Linked DNA regions of Homo sapiens: region 2 is linked to region 1. Evidence: chromatin loops called from intact Hi-C (ENCODE). Cell type or tissue: A673. All regions are shown on one strand. Each heading gives the region's core, and the rest is flanking DNA. Links, peaks and the distances in the headings are about the cores only. Region 1 overlaps KLF12 (KLF transcription factor 12). Region 2 overlaps KLF12 (KLF transcription factor 12).

Region 1 (11,761 bases), core at 1-8,000:
TGCCTTGAACCTGCTGCCACATGTGCTGTGCTTGGAGCCAGGCAAGGACAGCCTTCATACTGGAGGGCCTCAGGCTTGAGGAGAAGGTGGAAAGAACATTACACACGGGCCAACAAATACAGTAAATCATGATAAAAGTGATGCTATGCTCCATATGGTGGCATTGGATCAGAGAGGAAGAAGAGGCTGATGGGTGGGGGGACTGCAGGGAAGTCTTCACAGAAAAGCATTTTTCAATTTAATTTTAAGTTCTGGGGTACATGTGCAGGACATGCAGGTTTGTTACATAGGTAAATGTGTACCATGGTGATTAGCTGCACCTATCAACCCATCACCTAGGTATTACGCCCAGAATGCATTAGCTATTTTTTTCCTGATGCAGAAGAACATTTTTAAACTGAGTTTTTGAGAATTAGTTTCCTTGGTGATCAAGCTGTTTTGGGAAATGTAACAAGTTCAGTGTGGCTGAAATTTAGGGTCCACGGGAAGATGGAAACAATTTGTGAGAAGTGAGATGGAAAGAGTTATGTGATGCAAAGGGCCTCATACGTAGTGTTAAGGGCTTTGGACTTCTAAATCATGGCACACTACCACAGAGTTGTAAAGACAGGAGCAATCCCATTTGCATTTTATAATAATCACTGTAGGCATGGCAATGATTGGATTCAGAGGAGGAGTAGAAAGAAGTGAATCTAGAATTCCATGGTGTATATGTGATACATTTTCTTTATCCAATCATCCGCTGATAGACACTTAGGTTGATTCCATGACTTTACTATTGTGAATAGTGCTGTGATAAACAAATGAGTGCAGGTATCTTTTTGATATAATGATTTCTTTTCCTTTGGGTAGATACCCATTAATGAGACCCCTGGATCAAATGGTAGTTATATTTTTAGCTCTTTGAGAAATGTTCGTACTGTTTTCCATAGAGGCTGTATTAATTTACATTCCCACCAACAGTGTATAGGTGTTCCTTTTTCTCTGCATCCTTGCCAACATCTGTTGACTTTTTAATAATAGCCATTCTGACTGGTGTAAGATGGAATCTAAACAGACCTGTTCGGAGCTTAGGGTAATGTTTCAGGCAAGAGATGATGAGGGCATGTGGGGTGAGGAAGAGCCAACACTGCCAAGCAATATTTAGGAGGAGGAATGCTGGACTCATTTGATCAAATAAATGTGGGTTATGACAGAGTTGGAGTTACCATGAGGTTTCTAGCTTGGGTGATTTTGTAGACGAGGAATGAGAAGACTGAGGTTAGGGAATATGAACAGATAGAATAAATGGCTCTTCCAATGCTAAAGTCTTCTTGTGGAAGAAAGACATCAGGGTACTTGGTGTTTTGGGAAAATGGGCCCTCATATATTAAGACGTATTTATTCAGTTGAAGTCAGATATCTCACAGAGCAGTCCGGGGCTGGACATCTACTGGGGGTAAGTGGCATCATTTTACAATGGGCTGCTGACAGCATGTGCACGTGGGGTGAAGAAATTGGCTGAAACTTACAGGGTCCTTTGTACCCTGAGGACACACACAGGCAGCCTTAGATACATTCATACAGCTTCTGTCCAGTTTACCTATGGATTTATTTTATTTTTTATTTTTTACTTTTTGAGACAGAGTGTCACTCTGTTGCCCAGGCTGGAGTGCTCACTGCAAACTCTGCCTCCTGGGTTCAAGTGATTCTCCTGCCTCGGCCTCCTAAGTAGCTGGGAGTGCAGGCAAATGCCACTGCACTCAGCTAATTTTTGTATTTTTTGTAGAGATGGGGTTTTGTCATGCTGGCCAGGCTGGTCTTGAACTCCTGAGCTCAAGAGATCCATCTGCATTGGCCTCCCAAAGTGTTGGGATTACAGGCATGAGCCATCATGCCCAGCCACCTATTAATATTTGTGGCTCATCCACTGTACATTTTTACAGCCTTTAGTTAATGGTTTGCAGGCATTTTTACCTTCGGATTTTCTTCATCTCAAGAACTGTTCTGTCCCTTAACATCAAATAGACACACCCACACCACACACATGCACCCTGTGGTAACTATCATTTATATGCCAATGGCACCTACCTTTACATCTACGGACTTGCCTTCTGCTCTAAATTCCCAACCACAACCACCAGTTGCTCACACTAAAACTAGGTGTCATCCTTGATTCTTCTCTTCATTTCCTTCCATAAGCAACTGCTGTTTACAGTTTTCAGAACGCATCCTAGTTGCATCCACTTCTCTCCTTCTGTGGATACCATTCTAGTCGTGGCTAGCATGTCTTTCTCCTCAGCCACAGCCTTGGCTTCCTCACTCATTCCCCTGCTCCCTTCCACATATATATTTTTTTTTTTTTGACACAGAGTCTTGCTCTGTCACCCAGGTGTGGCACGATCTCAGCTCACTGTAACCTCTGCCTCCCGGGTTCAAGCAATTCTCCTGCCTCAGCCTCCTAGGTAGCTGGGATTACAGGTGCCCGCCACCATCATTATGTATTTTTTTGTAAAAAATACAAAAATTAGTACTGGCTAATTTTTGTATTTTTTAGTAGAGATGGGGTTTCACTGTATTGACCAGGCTGGTCTCTTACTCCTGACCTTGTGATCGACCCGCCTTGGCCTCCCAAAGTGCTGGGATTACAGGTGTGAGCCACCATGCCCAGCCTCCTTCCACACTCTTACAGCCCTTTCTCCAACAAGCTGCCAGACTAAGCCTGAAACATAAGACTCCACCACTTCACTCTCCTGCTCAAAGTCATCCGCGGTCCCCGTCCCACCCAGACTGCGGACTACATGTTTCTGCTCCCACCGACCTCTCTGAGCTGAGGTTGTTTCACGCTTCCCCTCATTCACTTTTCGTTCCTTGAATGTCCATGTTTGTTCCCATCTGAAGGCCTTTGTGTGAGCTGTTTCTAGCACCTGGAATAATGTGCCCAGACCCTCACCCAGATGGTTCCTTCCTGTCATTCAGCTCCCAGATGCCAAGTCACCTCCTTTCAAGAGGCATTTTCTGGCCAAACCCCTTGGATTGCTTTCTAGTCATCTCCAATCATATCCTCATTACATTTTCATCAAGGCACTTATCACTACCAGATGCTAGCCAGTTGTCACTCTTGCTCCACTACATGGTAAGAAGTGGGGGCCGCATTTGTCTTATTAAATACTGTGCCCCTAGAGCACAGAAAGTGGCTGGATCATTGCAGGCACAATAATTTTACTGAAGAGGGAACAGATGAATGAACACAAATATTCTGGAAAAGTGATAATGCTACCAAGTGTAAAAAAAAAAAAAAAGTCAATCTCTGGCAATTTCAAAAGATGATCAGGTTTGTAAGTGACATAGAACTTAAATACTTAAATTAAGGATTAAAATTAAATACAGGCTAGGAGAAAATAAAGAAGACAAGCAAGTAAAGGCCCACATGGAAGCTAGGCAGAGAAGGGGCTCGACTAATGCATTCTAAGGAAGCAGAAGGGTGTAAGATAGACAAGGAACACTCTGATTGCGATCCTCCCTTTCTAAAAGGTGTTGCTTGGATCTTCTTGTATTTTTTTGGAGCCCTTTTCTCCTTGAAAGCCATCATCAATAGCATTCAATCAAGCCTCCCACTCAGGAGAGGAGAGAGAGGCAGACATGGAAACTCACACACATATTCTCTTCATATTTTCTCACCTTTCTATGCCAATATGTTTTCCTTTAATGCTCCTGGAGGTACCCTTCACATAGAATACGATGTGAATAGTGCCCCCTGGGGTTGTGCAATATGGGTGTCCTGAAAAGAGAGAGTAGCAAGCCAAATGTGGCAGCACCAAATTTCTTGCTACCCAGGCTTCTTTCCATTTAAAAAAATGCTCTGACAATTTTTTAAAATGTTAGGGCTACATCTAATCAATTCCTAACACTCAAAATGAAAACAGGCTCAATTGCATATTGTTCTGGAGACTGGTGCTGCTACGTTTGTTTTTAGGTCTTGGCATAACTTAGGAGAGTCCCAGGGTCCTTTCCTCTGACTGGTGTGCCCGGGACCCTTGCCTCTCATCACGCAGGCCTCTCCTGCTGCTGGCCCTCTCCTGGGAGAAAGGAAAAGAGCATCAGCCACACAATTTGATGAGATCTGTAGTTTAGTGGTGCTTCTGAGAGTATATTTGAAAAAAGATAGCCAAGACTGCGGAAAACACATTCTCTATTAGCCATGGTAATGATGACTTCCAAATAACTGAGATTATATTGTACAGGATGAAGACTTTCAATAACTTAAGTTATTATGACCAGTAACAAGGCTACTGCTGGCAAAAAATGCAAAAACCCACCCAGGTCACCAAAATCTCATGAGGAATATGGAGACACTACTAATGGGGAGTGAAGGGAGATGGAATAAATCTCGTCTCACCTAGAGGCAGAAACTAAGTCACTTGGCTGCATTTCAGTTTAGGATTACATTACATCAATGTCTACTCAAGAATTTTTGAGTATTCACAGCACATTCTCAAAATTTACCAACTTTTACCTCTAGGTGGCAGCAACTTTCCTCTGTTCTTCACATGGTTGCCTTTAGCCTTTGTCTCCTACCTTTAATACAATTCCATACTTCCTTGTCTTTCACAAATAAATGCCTTATGGACTGTGCAGTTTGGGGAAGATTACTGTAAGTCACTTTCACTGTAAGAAATCAGTCCATTCTTCAGTTAAGCTACAAGGTTCTTCAAAGAGTACAATATAATTCAGATCTAAAGCGAAAAATAATAGGTATACCCTTTTCTTTCTCCATACCTATAAACTGCAAACTCTCAGAAAAGCAGCGTTTCTTTTTCTTTTCAGACCTCTGAGGAAAAAAGGCAATGAGTACAGGAATGGAAAAAGAGATGGAATTGGAGAGATTTCTATTTTACAAAAATATCAATTTAATCCTATGATATATCCATTTATGAGGGTGTTCCAAATACATTACAGGATGGAAGAGAAGATTTAAAGAATCACAAAAACATGGTAACATACAAGTACATATTTATGTAATGTATTGAACTGCAGTCCTACCTAAATATACCCTCTAGCTCAGAATTCTCAACTGTTAGGTTTAGGAAAGGCTCGAGAGACCTGAAGGAAATTATAGCCTTGTTTACCCAATGCTGGGCATGTCAATGAATGTCCTAGGTGGTAGTAAGAGATTCCTTTTACATAAAGTTGAAATTTGATTGTGGGCTAATACTTAGGGTTGACAAAGCACTTTCTCTCTTTTTTTTTTTATTTCAATGGGTTTTTGGAGAACAGGTAGTGTTTGGCTACATAAATAAGTTATTTGGTGGTGATTTCTGAGATTTTGGTGCACCCATCACCTGAGCAGTGTACACTGTACCCTCACCACCCCCCCAACCCTTTCCCCCAAGTCCCCAAAGTCCATTCTATGATTCTTATGCTTTTGCGTCCTCATAGCTTAGCTGCCACTTATGAGTGAGAACATACGATGTTTGGTTTTCCATTCCTGAGTTACTTCACTTAGAATAATGGTCTCCTTTTACATTCAGATTGCTGCAAATGCTATTGTTTCATTCCTTTTTATGGCTGAGCAGCCTTCCATACTGTATATATACACCACATTTTCTTTATCCGCTTGTTGACTGATGGGCATTTGGGCTGGTTGCATATTTTTGCAATTGCAAACTGTGAAGCACTTTCTTTCAAGGTGATGCTATGAAGAGTCTTACCTCTTGGGGATTCTTTCAAGACCTAATTTGAATAGTCTGGGTCAGATATCATTTATTTATTGATTTAAGATAAATATAAATATTATTTATCTTAAAGAGCCATAAAGACTAATTTAGCATAAGTGAGAAATTTATACCAGAACCCAGCTTGTAGATCAAAGCTTTATGCATTTCATAGGCAGTTCCTCTGTTTTCTGCCTATCGTATATGTGATATCGCAATAACTACGTATGTTTGGTTTTAAAGGCTGCATTTTTAAATATGTGATGCCAAGTAGGGTTTTAGAGAAATGAAGGTTCAAAGTGATTAAGATCAACACTCTTAGGTTTCAAGGAGAATGCTGTCTATTTTGACTGAACATCCTTCATACATTTTGGCTACTCGATAACTAAGAGTAAGACCAAGGAGAAAGGACCTAGTAACTAATGATAGAGTGCTTTCACTTTCTAAAACGTAAGGCATTACGACCTTATGGAAAGCGTTAAAGCTTGTCATGGAAAAGCTACTACCCTTACGAGAGCTTTCAGGTAATTTAAAGGTAGGGCAAATTGATGGTTCTAATTTATAAAGAGTAGTCTTTCCCATCATTTTTTGGTACTAACACTTTTCCTTTGGGAAACTACTCCCACCTCATCTCATCTTTGTAGGATTGTAACCAAGGGCTGGGCACCTAACCCAGGACCAATCATACTCTAGCTTCCTCTATTGTGATTATTGAGGAGGTGACACAGAGGAACTAGAGCTGACCCCTCCCAGGCCTGTACCTGCTGATTAAATCTTGCTCCCTGGACCCTGGGTGCTGTCCTGGCTCCTGTGTTTCCTGAGGCCCAGATCCTCTTCTTTACTTTTGTCTCCATATAACCTACCTTATGTCCTGAAAAATCACCTTTTGCTTAAGGCAGCCATATTCAGTTAGTTTCCATTACTTCCAACAAAAGAACCCCATCTATACAGCATACATTATTTGGGTGATGGATACTCTAAAAGCCCTGACTTCACCTACACAATCCTATGCATGTAACAAAATTACACTTGTATCTCATAAATTTACACAAAAAAAGAACTTCATCTGATAAAAGGGACTAAACTAAATGAATATTTAGACAGAGATAACAGCCACAAGTAGACAGTGGATTTCAGCAGGGTCCTCAGCCCCTTAGCTATTAGTTAGCTGAGGGCTTATGTAAAACAGCTGTGACAAAACCTGTGTGATTCTGAGTTGGTTTAAATCTTTTTTATAAATACGTTGCACGCTATCTATTGCTCTCTTAAAACTAATTTAAAGAAATGTATTATTAGGATACTGGTCTTACCTTAGGCAAATCTTGTACTATGCCAAGAAATGTAATAAATAGCTAGTTTCAGGGAAATTACTAAGAAACTTTATGAAGATCTGGTGGTCAACTGAGAAAAATTATATTGAGGTAAGAATATGTTTGATTTTAAAATTGCTAGTTCACTGTCCATGTGTATACGGAGAAATCTCTGTAGCTAGAAAGATGACATTGCAAATGTGACCAGCAGATGAAAACCAGAACAAAACTGCTGGCACATGGAGCATTCCTGCAGGGAACCCCTTAAGATTTATTATCCTGAGCAGTATTTCCAGCAAATGCATGAACACATTCAGATTTTTGATTGGGTTCCAATTTTAGTCATTATTCTTTCAAATGCATATTTAGAAGACAGCCATGGATTATAATTGATAGCCAATTTTTTCAGCCCAAATATATCCACTGAAAAATACTATGAAAGATGAAGAAAGGATGTGGCTTCTTTCTATATATATGAAATAAAATCCTTCTTCATTTTAAGTTGATATGTTAATTAAACATGGTTGGTACTGGTTCTATCACAGATACATATATTTTTTCATATTGAGACACAGTCTTTTTTTCTGTATCAGTCATTTATGACTCCCCACATTCCCTTCTTCATGTTTCATTATGACATGACCATTGCTTTGAGTTTTAATTTTTCTTTTTTTTAGAGACAGGGGTTGGTCTTGCTATGTTGCCTGGGCTGGTCTTGAACTCCTGGGCTCAAGGGATCCTCCTGCCTCAGTCTCTCAAGTCTCTGGGATTACAGGAACCGGTCTACTGCACCCAGCTATTTTAAAGTTCTACATCTGGACAACTTTAAAAGGAAGAGGTTTGGGATGGAGAATAACCCACATCATACAATTTAAACCCCTATAAGAAGCAGTAGTTTAAGCAGCTTTGCTAGAGTAAATCATGATTTCAGACTGTGTGAATTTTAAATTTCCTCTGCTGTATAAAACCACTGTAAGAACAAAAATAGACAACAATAGACTACAAACCCCAGAATTACAAAGTTGTTTGGAATTGTTAACAATATTGCCTGTTCATGCTGTAATTAGTTAGTATGACGGAGATGTTTTATTACATGATAGCACCACACCTGGGTACAGTGTTGGGAAGATACCAGGAATCAACAAAGAGTACAATGACATGTCTTATGGGTTCACATGTTAGGTTTCCAGTACAATATTAATATGGTTCTGAGCCGCAGGTTGATAAACTATTCCTGGGTTTTTAATATGAAAATGTCTCAGAAGTGGTTACCTTTATGGCCTCAGCATGATCTTACAGCCTTAATTCTCCTATAATTAGGGAAATAATTACAGAAAATTATCTACTTTAATTTTTTTCCCTTATATCATCTTTACTGTTACTAAAGAAATACTAGAGACAAAATCAGCTGATACCAGCAGGAATATAGAAACTACTTTTATCATGAATCTCTCTTGCTGAAATTCTGGGTGATAGAGAAGTTAAGAAAATTAGGCCAAAGTTCTTTCATACGGTCACTTTGGAAGACAGAACATAAGTCTGAAGTGTAAGTAACTGTCCCCAAGCTAAATTTGAGGAGGTAAAGTCATTAAAGAAATTAATAGGTGATACTGCATTATAGCCAAGAAAAGATGAGAATTTGGAGGGATTTAAAATGTAACACCACCCTGCAGGCACTTCTTTTTATTGTAATTCAGCACATATACAGAGAACTTGCAAGCAGGTTAACGATGACATCAACTATGGCCCATTTTCCAAATCTCCTATCAAACTTTGGAGACAGCATGCTTCCAAACCAAACCTAAAGGTAACCTTCTGTGACTTATTTGCCAACACGCATGGCTTAAAAAGACCATGAAGGCTTTGCATTCTTGGAACTGGAATTTCCACATATTAAAGTCCATGCATAATATAATTTTTGCTCTGTAAGTCAAGAAGCAAGGCAGTGAAATACTCTAGTAATTAAAATTAAAAAATCAATATTATCTATAAATAATGAGCATGCAAGGATCTGTAAGATGATGAGTAAACATTTTGGCAGGGAGTAAGTGCCACATACTGGTGTGAGGAGCAACGTCTTCATTAAGCTTCTCCTATTTCTCCTTGCTCTCCCATCCCATCAATCTAATGGGAATTTCCCAGGCAAAAGCCTTCTGCTTAGCTTGTAATGAATTAAACATTCACATTTCTCTTGCTCTCTGCACAGGTGGACAACTGCCACGTCATGGAAAGACTACTGGATACGCATGCAGAGGCCTGGATGAACAGGCACAGAGAGGCTTGGATTTATGCCTAGGTTTGGCATGTAACGTTTTTGTCTGGGGGCCTCCATTTGTAAGGTAAGGAGGTTGAACTGCGCTTGATGATGCTTGCATTTCCTTTATAGCCTTGAAGTTGGTAATTTGGAAATGCTCTGTCCCTCCTCAAAAGACTGTTCTACATTAGATTTCTGAGAGATTTCCAATATCTACAACTTCAGTGCCTTCCTCTGTTAAGGAAAAAGGTTTAAGCAAGAAAGAATGTTCTCATTTTTATGACAAAACTCTCCAAGTTATATCCCTCAAAAAGATTCCATGAAGTCATGTCTAACATTTGCAACTGCATGAATATAAATATTTAAGTTCACTGTAGCACCATACATCCACACTAAAACATTGAAGTGTGAAAAGGCTCTTCCTGCCCTCCACAAAAATTTGTGACACAGAACTTTTTCACACCCAAATGTGAAAAATGATTCACACCCGGAATGCATCATAATTTGCATAGAGACCTCATTAACACTGGAGACTTTTTGTGTATATAGCTACATAAAATCTTAGGCACATTAGTAATAAATAAATAATAATAGAGACTGGTAGTGGCAGCATCCAATTGGTTAGAGAAAACTACAAAATTACTTCTATTTTACTAATGACAATTCCTACATATATAGTTTTTTCACAGAGTCTTGCTCTGTTGCCCAGGCTGGAATGAGGTGGCACAATCATACCTCACTGTAGCCTTGAATTCCTGGGCTCAAGGCTCCTGCTTCAGCCTCCTGAGTAGCTAGGACTACAGGTGCATACCATCACGCCTGGCTAATTTTAAAAGGAAATAAAAAATAGTGAGCTGGCGTCTCACTATGTTGCCCAGCTGGTCTTAAACTCCTGGGCTCAGGCAATTCTTCAGCTTCAGCCTCCCAAAGTGCTGGGATCACAGGTGTGAGCCACCACATTTGGCCAATGATTACTATTAATAACGCTGTATTTCCTATGTTATCATACAAATAGCCCATAAAGTTTGTATTATGTGACTCCCACTACCACTGTTACACAACAGCCCTTGATACTGGTTTTAGGTACACAGCACAATCACTACCGCCACCATTATCAAGCAACGACACATGCCCAAGTCCTTTAAAACCTTAAAAATGGAGCAGGATAGAGCAAGAAGTGGAGAGGAAAAAAGAAAGTGAAAATCTAAAGATGGAGCATACATAAATGTGCACGTCTTTAGAATATGAACATGGATTCTGGAAATTTCTGGAGCCTTAAGTCAACTGCAATAATTGGTTCACAGATATTTCCCACTAAACACCACCCTGTCCTATGCCAGCCTACACAGACACACCAAAATGTAGCTTAAAGATTTCTGTTATATCTTTAGGAATAAAACAGCTGAATATGACCTGGAAACAGCTGCTCTCCTGTGGGTCTGATATTAGGATATAATCATTTCAATTAAAAAGATCTGCCAAGAATAAAAGTCTATCTTCACATTCAACTCTCTAATAAGAATTTTCCACATTTGGCTCAAATGCAGAAAAATAGATTTTTTCTGGCATTACTGTATGCAAGAAAGAGTGGCAAATATTCTAAAAATGGTTTATAATGTGAAGGGTAGTAGAATATGCCACTTCAAAATTTGCCACTTCAGCCTAAGAATTATTATGAGCTACAGGCAATGAAAAAGGAGGAGACACAAGAAAAAGTCTCTGCTCTCCTTCTTTCTACCAGGAAGGGCAAGGCAATTCTTAATCACTGGAGACAACTCTCCTGTATCAACCCAGAGATGGCATCAGAGGAATCTGCACAACACATCTCATTATCCCTTATTTCCCATTAGTTTCTCCCGCTTATTTACCTTCCTACAATTGCACGCCCTTGAAGCTCAAAATCCTTTTCCTCTGTCTTTTTCACTTCTCTAAAAAACTGTCTTTTTGTTGTTGTTGTTGCTAAGATGCTCTAAAGGTCCAAGCTCTAACCACCCCTCTGGGTTACTCATGCCCATGTGTGTATGTAAATACACATGTTAATAAACTTCTGCTCATTTTTCTTTGTTAATCTGTCTTTTGTCAGTTTAATTTACAGGGCCCCAGCCAATAAACCTAAGATGGGTAGAAGGAAAAGAGGTTTTTACTTCCCTACCACAGTCACTGGAGAAAGGAAGGCATGCTCACTTCCATTTAGGGACAAGGGTGAAGGTAAAGAGGAGCGGTCTGATGAAATAGAGAATGAAATTCACACGACCAAACCCCAAAGGCTTCATCAATCTTCAAATCAGTAAATGTTCCTAGTGCATGGTGGTACTGAGGGGACAAACTTTCTGATGAACAGAGTTTATGTCTGGCCTGGCTTGCTACCTTTAATTAATTCAATACTAAATGAGTTGTACAATGATCTGGTATTTGTTATTGGGGTGCTAATATACCCGCAAGAAGTTCTTATTGCCATTCTTTAATCCCTTGGAGTTAGCAGGCAGTTATAGCAAGCCTGAATC
Region 2 (11,828 bases), core at 1-8,000, 51 kb after region 1:
TGTAAGTGGCTCATCAGTTCTATCCATGGTGTAATTTTGGAATCCCCTACTTAAAAAACAAAAGTAAAAACAAAACCTTTAGTTTTCAAAAGTTTGTTCTACTTTTTAAATTGATGACCAAGAGGTAATAAATTCACATTAGAATGAGGCATGGCCGTTTAAACAATAAATCAACACTTAACCCAATAGTTTCCAAGTTGTTAGGTAGGCTTAAAAAAAAAAGTCTGTTTATACCTATATCAGAAGACATTCGATTTAGTTGGGGGGTGTCTGTCAAATTGATTGTTTAGCATTATGCGTAGAGTATAAAATGTCAACCATAGAAATGGAGACAGAAATCACTTTCAAAATAGCAACATCTGTGTAGTAGCTTTCATACACATCTTTTAATGATCAAGAAGATTCATGCACAAAAAATTATCAGGATAAATTGTCACTTGGAACTAAAGTTGCATCAATTTTTAGGGAAAAAAGTACTTAATGGCTGCTAGAAGATATTAGTCATATATTAAAACTTTCCAGTGTAATAGTTATTTTTGACTCATCAGGAGATATTTATTTAATACATTACTGAAGAGAAAAATAAGATGTTCTTCAAAAAATCACCTTTTAGTTTTAATTTTTATTATCTTATTTTTATAATTTCAATCTTTATTTCAGATTTAGGGGCAACAATGTGCAGATTTGTTACCTGGGTATACTGTGTGATGCTGAGGTTTGGGGTACAATTGATCCCATCGTCACCCAAGTACTAAGCATAGTACCCAAGAGTTAATTTTCCAACCCTTGCCCTCCCTCCCCCTCTAGTAGTTCCCAGTGTCTACTGTTGCCATCTTTATGTCCATGAGTACCCACTATGTAGCACCCACTTATAAGTGAGAACATGTGGTATTTGGTTTTCTGTTCCTGGGTTAATTGGCTTAGGATAATGGCCTCCAGCTGCATCCACGTTGCTGCAGCAGACACAATTTCATTCTTTTTTATGGCTCCATAATATTCCATGGGATATACAGGTATGTACCAGGATAAAACTCACTTTGAAAGAATAAACTGATTCAAACACAAATTGGTATGATAACCAATAGTAACATGTACACTAATATGGACATTTTATCATTTTTGGTAAACAATTAAACAGAACAAATACCTATATATGTATATAACTAGATTTCAAGAACCTATGCCTAAAAGAAGTACAAAGCAGACAAAGGTTTTGAAAGAAAAATTTGCTCTGCATGGTTTTTTGTTTGTTTGTTTTTGGTTAGACAAGTATTTACAGATTCCCTTAGAAAAACAGAATTTTTATAACAGCAAGAGAAAGCATGAGTAGATAAAGAGATTCAGTTCTGACTTCTCCCTAGGGATTTGATGCTAGACTATTCAGTTGGCCTCTATGAAGTTCAGTTTCTTCTGTAAGTTTTAAGGAATTATAATGAATCTTCTTCAGTTGGTCAGTGAAATTGTTCATTTACTCTTTGCGAGAAGCCCCTGCCTCAGGGCCTCTGCACTTGTTATTCCTTCTGCCTGGAATGCTCTTCCTTTAGCTGTCCATGTGGTTTGACCTCCTACCCTTTCAAGTCTCCTAAAATGTAATCTTACCAGAGTTCTTCCCCAAACACCTCACATGAAATAGTAAACCCTGCCTACCACCTTCCACACTGCCCAGTCCCCACATCCTTCTTGCTTCACCACCACAGCACTTACCTTCTCCAGGGACAGAAGAATCATATGCTTATTATAGAATCATATGCTTATTGTCTCTCTCCTCCCACCCCCTCCACTAGAATATTAAGCACCACGAGATCAGTGATTTTTGTCTATTTTATCCAATGCTTTTCTAGTGTTTAAAACCAGTGTCTGATGGATACAGTGCTAGCTCTGGAGACACAAAGAAGGCTAGGACATGTTATCTGTCCTCTGAGCAGCACAACATACTGCAGAGTCACACACACACACACACACACACACACACACACACACACACACACTTTGTACCATAAATTCCTGTGCCCAATTGTGGAGGTTGTGGACACCTAAGTAACACTAGTCATATCCATGATGATGTAAATGGCACACTTTGGGGTGTACAGTCCTCAATCTGTATAACCATACCCAGTTTCCTTAAGACGAATATCTGTAGGACATGAAGTTGATCATACCATTTCCACTTAAAACCCACTGGTGGGTTGGGTTCATATTGTCTAAAGAATAAACTCATCCTTCCTGATCCAATCCTGACCTACCTCTCCAAGCAGCTGCATCTCCCATCTCACCTCCTCACTCACTTGTGCACCAGTCATTATGACCTTATACACTCTTCCACATGCCAATGCTCTTACCTGTTCCACTCGGAGTTACATGTCATCCTCTCTGTTCTCATGGTAGCACTTAATGTTTTTATCCCATTAGACTTTAGTTCATCCCATAAAGTTTGACTCTGAGCTCCTCAGGGTCAGAACTATGAGTCATTCATTCTGTATCTCCAGCATGTAACAAGGAGTTGAATAAATGAATTAATCACTCTTTGAAAGAATATATGACTTAATGTTGGCAATTCATGAAACAATTCAAGTATTAAATAATCAGCCAAACTTCATTATACTTTTTTTTTTAATTGAAGAGGGACCATCACTGTCCCACCACAGCAGATAAAAAGGAATATGTATGGGCATATGGTCTCCATCTGGCTCCTAAATACCCACAGACTGAGTTACTAAGGGATCACTATTTTTAATTTTTTGAAGCTTAGAAGGCTGGTGGGCTGATAATGGCAAAGCATATACTTTAGGTTTTATCTACAGTCATTCACAGTCAATCAAAGCTTTTTCTGACCTCCTTCAAAAAAGAGCAATCTAACAGCATTTATCTCCCCTGGCAAGAATGAATGGCTCCCTGATTTGCCCATCAGCAGCACCACAACAGGCATGATATTTAGTCACTAACAGAGAGCTGACTTCCACCTAAATATCTGAGTCAAAGAATATTTCTTTGGTAGTCTCTGAAGTGAGGATTTAAAGGTGTCCCAAACCTACTAGTCTTGTTAAATAAAAACGAAGCATCTTTTAATGTGCCAGGATTATGGGAAGCATCTAAGAGCAAAATTGAAATAATTTAACACTGAAATTAGAAACCAAATACATGAGCTTTCTTGGGCTTTTTCTCAGAACACAATCAATGCAGCTGACTTAATTCTTGTCAGCAGAGAAGAGACATGGCCCAAACATTCTCAAGTTTTTCCATCAAAGGGTGCAAAATAAGTTGACTCAGTGCCCTTTTAACTCTCAGACAACTTTTTCCCAAGATTTTCTTTGAATATTAGTAATAGTAAAGTTTATCCAAAAACACTCTACTATTTTACATCTTATTTATTTACATTTCAATGTAATGTTGAGATTAACAGCTGAATTTTTTTTATGTATCAGAGAATGTATTTAATATAATTATTTCTCCCTAAACCAAATTATATTAAAATAACAATGGATTTGAAGATTAGAAGTTTTAAAATTAATGCTGGATGTGGTGGCTCATGCCTACAATCCCAACATTTTGGGACACCGAGGCAGGGGGGTCACTTGAGCCCAGGAGTTCAACATCAGCCTGAGCAATATGGCAAAATTCTGTCTACTAAATATACAAAAATTAGCTGGCCTCACGGCACACACTTGTAGTCTCAGCTACTTGAAGTCTAAGGTGGGAGAAATGCTTGAGCCCAAGAGGTTGCAGTGATCTGAGATCATGCCACTGCACTCTAACCTGGGCAACAGAGGCACTGTCAGAAGGAAGGGAGGGAGGGAGGGAGGGAGGGAGGGAGGGAGGGAGGGAGGAAGGAAGGAAGGAAGGAAGGAAGGAAGGAAGGAAGGAAGGAAGGAAGGAAGGAAGGAAGGGGAAAAGATTGCAATTGTTTCACACAAGTTTTATGCGTATTGGAGTCCAAAGCTAAAAAATTCTGCTAATTTAATATAGCTGAGGCATAAAGTTTTTTTTCTTCTTTTTGAGATGGAGTCTTGCTCTGTCGCTCAGGCTGGAGTGCAGGGGCACGATCTTGGCTCACTGCAACCTCCACCTCCTGGGTTCAAGTGATTCTTGTGCCTTGGCCTCCCAGGCAGCCGGGATTACAGGTGCCCACCACCAAGCCCAACTAATTTTCATATTTTTGTAGAGATGAGGTTTCACCAGAGGAAGGCTGGTCTTCAACTACTGATCTCAAGTGATACACTGCCTCGGCCTCTCAAAATGTTGGGATTACAGGTGTCACCCACTGTGCCCTGCCAGTTTTTTTTTTCTTTCTTTTTTTTTTTTTGAGATAAAGTCTCACTCTTGTTGCCCAGGCTGGAGTGCATGATGTTGGCTCACTGAAACCTCCGCCTCCCGGGTCCAAGCAATTCTGCCTCAGCCCCCTGAGTTGCTGGGATTACAGGCACCTGCCACCACGCTCGGCTAATTTTTCTATATTTAGTAGAGATGGGATTTCACCACGTTGGCCAGGCTGGTTTCAAACTCCTGACCTCAGATCCACCCGCCTCGGCCTCCCAAAGTGCTGGGAATACAGGCGTGAGCCACCGTGCCCAACTTTTCTTCTTTTTTTGAGGAGAGGTCCCACTATGTTGCATAGGCTGGTCTTGAACTCCTGGGCTCAATTGATTCTCCTGTCTCAGCCTCGAGTAGCTGGAAATACAGGTGTGCACCACAGCACCCAGCTGCTTTAGAGATTTTAAAGCCACAACATGAAAACAGAGGAAGGGAGCTTCCCCTTCATAAAGGAATGTAGGTTTGCAGTCAGACAACCTTGGGATTGAATATGAACTTGCAAAAAAACAAACAAAAAAAAAAAAAAAGAAAGAAAAGAAAACTTCTGAGACCTCTGGGGAGAGAATAAACCTCTCCAGGCCTCCGCTTCTTTATCTGTAGGATACAGACAGTATCATGGGGCAAATTAAATGAAAATTACATGAGTTTTCATAGAATCTGCCAAAAAGTTGCCTCTTAGTAACAGTTCTTGTTTTCCCTTTATTACTCATCTCTTCTACTATTCTCTAGTGTGATTTAAAAGACCTTAACACCATCATACATGAGGAGATTAACAAAAACAGGAGGGGTGCAAGGAGTTTAAAACAAGAAAAATAAATAACAAAAAAAAACCCTTAGATTCTAACTTTCTTTGACTGTTAAATACAGTTTTCTAAATTAAGAATTATGGCCGGGCACGGTGGCTCACACCTGTAAATCCCAACGCTTTGGAAGGCCGAGGTGGGTGGATCACCTGAGGCCAGGAGTTCGAGACTAGCCTGGCCAACATGGTAAAACCCCGTCTCTACTAAAAATACAAAAATTAGCTGGGCGTGGTGGCTTATGCTTGTTAATCCCAGCTACTTAGGATGCTGAGGCAGGAGAATCGCTTGAACCCAGGAGGTGGAGGTTGCAGTGAGCCGAGATCGTGCCATTGCACTACAGCCTGGGTGACAAGAGTGAAATTCCATCTAAAAAAAAAAAAAATCATAACATTCAAAATAGCAATAAGAGAAGTCTGAGGAAGCAATAGGGTATCTAACTTGCTACCATATCTGCTCTTTTAAAGAGCATTTATGTAAAAAAGTACCAAAGATAAGACTATACATTTCCAGAAATTCACTAGTTGTTTTTCTTTAAGACGATGAGCACTTCATATAAGCCATATAATAATAAAAACAGGCAGAGAACGACAGTGAAGTGCTTTAATTAGCTTAAATGTAATTGACAATGAACCATTTAAAAAGAATATCCTTTTCATAGGTGCAGTTATCAGGGATGCTAACATCCCTGATTACTAACACTATCAACTGAGCATTATAATCAAAATCAGAGAGAGTAGACTACTACTAAGCTATGGAGTAAGTTAAACAGTAACATGTAATTCATTAGTTCTGAAAGGACTAATTCTGGAAAACAAGCATATCTCCTTAGCATCTTGTATCTTTTCCTCCACCTTTCACCCCACTCTTCCTCTCTTCAGTTTTACTGAATTATATCCACATCCTTTAGCTTGTTCCTAGTAAAACAGAAATTCCTCCAGGGAGTGCTCCCTTTCAGATGTTATTAGGTCGAGTTTGGTGGAACTTGATTCTTCTACTTGCATTAATAAATGAGCATTATGAATGTTTGGAATGAGAAAGAAGGAAAGGGGGTGCAAAAATTAGAGGCTTTAGATAACAAAGCTAAACTTCACCTATTGAAAAGACATCATTATTTTGTCTAGGATTAGAGTTAATTATAATCATTTGCTCTTATCATGTGCCTTTACCTCTCTTTCTCCAAACACTTATTTCATAACTATGTTTGTCAAGTTGTTAAGGGTAATGACCCTGTTTTATCATCAAGGGGGTGGGGGATCAAGACCAAAACAAAACAGATGTTCTAAAAACTGCAGGAAATTGTCTTTGTCAGAATCACTGAATACGTGATTTTTGACTTGGACAGTATCTATTACAATTGAAATAGAAAAAACGCAGAGCCCGACTGTGGGTCTCTTGGTGGCTGCTTCTTCCAATTTATCTAAATTTACTGATCCTGAGTGGATAAATGAGAGTCAAGTTAATTAATGAAAATGGTTGAAACGATCAGTTCAAGCACACAGTTTAGTAGACTCATTACATAAATCTATGTAAACAGAGGTCGATTCAGATTGCTGTTGTAGCCACTAAGCAGCGGTCTTTTTAATTTGAATGCAGGCATATTTGAATATTTGCAGTGGTGGGTGGGGTGGGTAGATGTATCTTGGTTAACAATTTCTGCATATGAAATCAAAAGGAACATTTTTTAAAGTTCATTTTAAAAACCAGCAAAATACATAGCACCAGACATTTAGGACAAATAATTTACTAGCTCAGGAATGTTCACGCTATATAAATATACTAATGTCAACAAAGTAAGGCACCAAATTAAAAATCCAAACTTGAACAGTTATTGCATGAGGCAAGACTATGAGCAAGAATGGGGAAGGAGACAAGAAGAGCTTCAGTTAGAGATATTTACCTGTGGTTTAGCATCTTGTCAGAGGCCTACAGCAGAAAGGCTGGCCCAGGGCAAGGCAATTTCACCCTCTCTGGTGTCAGTCTTCCTTCATATCCCTTTCCTTTCTCATTTTCCCCCTTCCCTTCCCTGACACTCTACTGGTGGCCAAGGAAATAAGAGGCAAATGTCTGAATCCTTTTTAGACCATGGCTCCTTTGATCTTTAATTGTAAAGACAAATGTGAATTAGTTGACCAGGGTTTCTAAAATGTGTTGCCTGTAATATATAGAAAACTTCTGATTTTATCACCTCCCTACCTGCAGCCATCCTTCTCAACCTAACTCTCTTAGAAAAGTTCTTCAAGTACAGGAAACAGAGAGATCCACAGAGGTCCTTTGAAATGTTTTCATTTTTTTACATGCTAATCTGACATTTTATCCTTTTGTTATTTAATACATTAAGTTTATTGATCATATTACAATGAAATGTTTGGGGTTTTTTTTGTTGTTGACAGCCTTTAAGTTTACAGAAGTCATCAAGATACGGAAAGACAAACAGAAAAAGAAGAAAGAGAAATTAATGGTGAAATAGTCATATCCATTAATTAATAAAGGATAAACTAACAGAAAAGCAGAAAGAGAAGTTCGCAATTGTGCACACTGAAAGTTAACTTTGACTAAACCTATGTACAGAATTTTTAAAATTTTTATATTTAATAAAATTTTAAGATTTATTGACTTCTCTCACCACTTCTGTCATTTGATCTATGTATAGAATTTTAAAAATTCTATAACAATTATATACTTATTTCAGAATAAAATTTTAATATATTACTATTAGTTTTCAAAGATCTATATATCTACATTTAAGAGGTCTCTGCAGAACATTCTTTTTGTTTCATTGCACACTTCCCAGTGTTTACACATGCACATTCAGTCTTGAATGATGACTCATTAACTATTGATGGGTCCTGGCATTCTAGGGCTTCCCAGTTGTTAGCTCAGTGTATTCTTAACTAAATCGTTTAATGAAAACACTGACATGTAATGAATCTGGCATCTCCCATGATACACATGCAACTTTTGTAATAATAATAAAGACAGGCATTTGCACTATTACATAAAATCCTGTGACTTGAAAAGGTGTAGGCTGGGCGCGGTGGCTCACACCTGTACTCTCAGCACTTTGGGAGGCCAAGGCAGGCGGATCACTTAAGGTGAGGAGTTCGAGACCAACTGGCCAACATGGTGAAACTCTGTCTCTACAAAAAATACAAAAATTAGCTGGGCATGGTGGCAGGCACCTTTAATCCTAGCTACTAGGGAGGCTGAGGCAGGAGAATCACTTGAACCTGGGAAGCAGAGGTTGTAGTGATCTGAGATGGTGCCACTGCACTCCAGCATGGGTGACAGAGCGAGACGCCATCTCAAAAAAAAAAGCAAATCAGAAAGGTTATGTTGAAAATTAAGCTCCAGTTCCTGAGGTTTCTATTAAACAGTTACACATTAAAATATACTAATACATAATATGCACGTATTAAAAGCACAAAAATAGTTATGTTTAAGAAGTCAATATAATTATTTGCTATACAAGCCCCAAATGGAGTAAGCATACTTTTTTTATTTTACTTTATTTTATTTTATTTATTTGTTTATTTAGGCCAGGATGCTCTTGATCTCCTGACCTTTTGATCCACCCACCTCAGCCTCCCAAAGTGCTGGGATTACAGGTGTGAGCCACCACGCCCGGCTGTAAGCATACTTTAGATTTTAGTCACTACAGTTCCAAACTTTAAAGTTTAATTTAAAAGAAATGCATATATTTATAAAGACACACACACACACACACAAATTAAATACACATTAGAATGATGCAGGAAAACAATGTGATTAAAATGTCTATGGAATGTATTCATCTCAGAATTGAAACTTATCATCATTTAGTCTAAATATACAGATGAGAACACAGACTCCTCAATTTTAGGATTTAGCTCACACAAAATCAGAATCACTGTGCTGACCGTGGTGAGTCAGGGATTAGGAAGATCTCAGCAATCTCTTGGATTCAGTGTCTATGCTGGCTCAAGTTAACATTTGCTTTGGAGAAACTAAGTTAGAGATACACAAGTAAGAGATAAACAATGTTTATTTTTTTAATTTTTCTTTCTTTTTTTTTTTTTTTTTTTTTTTTTAGGAGTCTCACTCTGTTGCCCAGGCTGGAGTACAGTGATGTGATCTCAGCTCACTGCAACCTCTCCCTACTGGGTTCAAGTGATTCTCCTGCCTCAGCCTCCCGAGTAACTGGGATTACAGGCACCCACCACCACGCCCAGCTAATTTTTGTATTTTTAGTAGAGATGGGGTTTCACTATGTTGGCCAGGCTGGCCTTGAACTCCTGACATCATGATCAGCCCACCTTGGTCTCCCAAAGTGCTAGGATTACAGGCGTGCAAACAATGTTTTTATAAGTGCTCAAGCAGGATAATACTACTGATAACAGATTTATAGGCTAGAAAAAGATGTTTTTGGAGCTCAAAGTTCTAAACTTTGTCTTGTTACCATTTATTATGTGACTGGAAAAGTCATCAACCTCTGATCCTCAGTATCTTCATTTATAAAATCAGAATAATGACTCTTGCTGTATTTATATTTCCTCGTGGTTATAAACTTAAACTACTGCACTAGTACTATTACTATTAGTACTATTATTACTAATTACTACTATAATACTAATTCCACCAATAATTGAAGCTTTCTATATGCCAAAACTTTGTGACTTACTTTTCACACCTCGTAGCTGTATCAAAACCTTCTCAATAGTCCTGTCAGATAACTATTCTGATTTTCTTCTCACCTCAGAGTGATTAAATAACTTGCCAGAAGTCACACGGCTATTAAGAGCTTGCATGGAAATTTGTATCCAGATCTGACTCCACACTTCATTTTAGATCAATTATATCTTGTTTTCTCTGATGTATTATATGTATATTCATATACAATATCAACATATAATACAAATTATCTCTATAACATAGATATATTATTCATTTTATATACGCACAGACATACACTTATGCTGTGAATTCTGAAATGCAATACCAAGGCTCTCTTTTCTTTGTTTTTTAATTTCAAAGCCTAATGAATAAAACAAAGTAGGTATTTAATCAACATTTGGGGAAAATAAATGGATATAACAGAGGTAAAGGTAACTAAGATAATTTTGAGTGAACTGTTCATTAACAAGTATGTCAGCAATAACAGTGGCTATTTAAACCCTCCTCATCTTCAAGATTATGTTACTAAAAATTACTCTAGAAGACACATATTGTATGACACTACTTATATGTGGAAGATTTTTTAAAAAGTTGAATTCATAGGAACAGAGAGGAATGGTGGCTGCCAGAGGCTGGGGTGTCAGAGAAAAGAGGAGATACTGGTCAAAGGGTACAAATTTGCAGATAGAAGAAGAAGAAATTCTTAGGACCTAATATACAGCATGGTGACTACAGTTAATAATACTGTACTGTATACCTGAAATTTTCTAGGAGTGTAGAACTTATGCATTCTCACAAAAAAAAAAACTATGTAAGGTGAGGAATGTATTAATTAACTTAATTGTGGTAAACATTTCACTATGTACATGTATGTTAAATCAGCACATATACTTTAAGTATATAAAGTTTAATGTGTCAATTAGACCTCAATAAAGCTGAAAAAATTATTCTACAAAAAAAAACATGGATTTTTTTTTTCAATCATTTAGGTTCAATTCTAGGTACAAGGTTGACTGATAGAAAAGCAGCTATTTTCAATAAACGAGGGCTGAAATCTAACCCTGCGGTCCAGGTAAAAGGACAGAGAAAAGATTCATTTAAAAATAACATATGAGTACTACTTTTCAAAGGATGAACATATTATTTTCCAAATTTAAATCTTCCAAAAAGCTATTCTGTAATTTCCTATCAAAACAAGATAACAATACTTTGCCATATTTCCCTTGACTTTGTGTAATAATAATGATGATGATAATCAAATAGTGACATTCAAAAATAACAATTTTTTTTTTTTTGCAGAGTTCAGGAGAAGGGTGCAGGAGGTATTAGAAAAGATGCACATAGGTCTTATATCTCATCAAAGCATGAATTTCCAACTCATTAAAACACTCCATTCTCTGCCCTAATCTCCCAAAGAGCATTCAGCTGAATGAAAAGCTGCTGACATTCGTGCCAGTTCACAGCTAGAATGACATGGCTGGGGGACAGGAGATGCTGCAGTTTCCATTATCCATTGAACACCTTGGCAATTCTTAATTCATCCTGTGAATGTGATACTTACTCTTGTACTGCTCTGGCTATGGAAAGGGCCGTAGATCCAGTTTCATTAACGCTATCTAAGGTCACATTTGGCAGGTCATCATCATCACTGTCACTTTTACTTTGTCTGGGAGATAGGCCTCGGGGGTCCATTTGTGCTGGAGAGAAAAGGCATATATAATGAATTAAAATCAGTGCGCAGAAAGTTAACCTTGTCCTGGACCAACATCAAGTATGGAACTTCTGTGCATATCATGCAAATGGAATTCTCTAGACATCACAGGAATCAGTGAAAGCTCCAGGTTTTATGTTCTGAGTACTTACTGATTCTTTTTCCCTTCATTGGAGTTACAAAACCTAAACCAGCTCTCAAGAATTTCAGGGTATGGTTATAGAATAGAAACTACGAAATCCACAATATTACCAACTCCTGAGTGGTCAAAAGCTGATAACGTAGCTCCTGAGCTACTGTTCAACCCTCTGGTTTCTCCTCCTCCTTGCTTCTGCTGCCAGAGCTCTGGCCATTTC

The links. Hi-C counts contacts between places; a loop is a spot of excess contacts. Peaks named below come from ENCODE experiments on the same cell type or tissue, not always from the same donor. Only the 100,000 strongest peaks of a DNase experiment are listed, where the experiment ranks them.
Region 2: a loop joins it to region 1, with 9 times the contacts of the local background. A loop is called at or near these places in 6 of 110 quality-filtered maps.

What each region holds. Positions count from the first base shown.
Region 1 is chr13:73,750,400-73,762,160 of GRCh38, forward strand. The region is part of intron 6 of KLF12 (KLF transcription factor 12); the gene reads right to left. Among named protein-coding and RNA genes, the nearest start is that of LINC00393, 94 kb to the left of the region's middle. In A673, for the core only: a CTCF peak has its summit at 4,485 (motif pointing right); a DNase peak (open chromatin) is centred at 4,502; H3K27ac peaks cover 2,757 bases.
Region 2 is chr13:73,801,830-73,813,657 of GRCh38, forward strand. It overlaps KLF12 (KLF transcription factor 12), which reads right to left. Exons shown (of 8, transcript NM_001400136.1): 5 at 11,323-11,458. Among named protein-coding and RNA genes, the nearest start is that of LINC00393, 150 kb to the left of the region's middle. In A673, for the core only: no CTCF peak of the experiment used is centred there; DNase peaks (open chromatin) are centred at 2,432, 3,702 and 3,952; H3K27ac peaks cover 6,310 bases.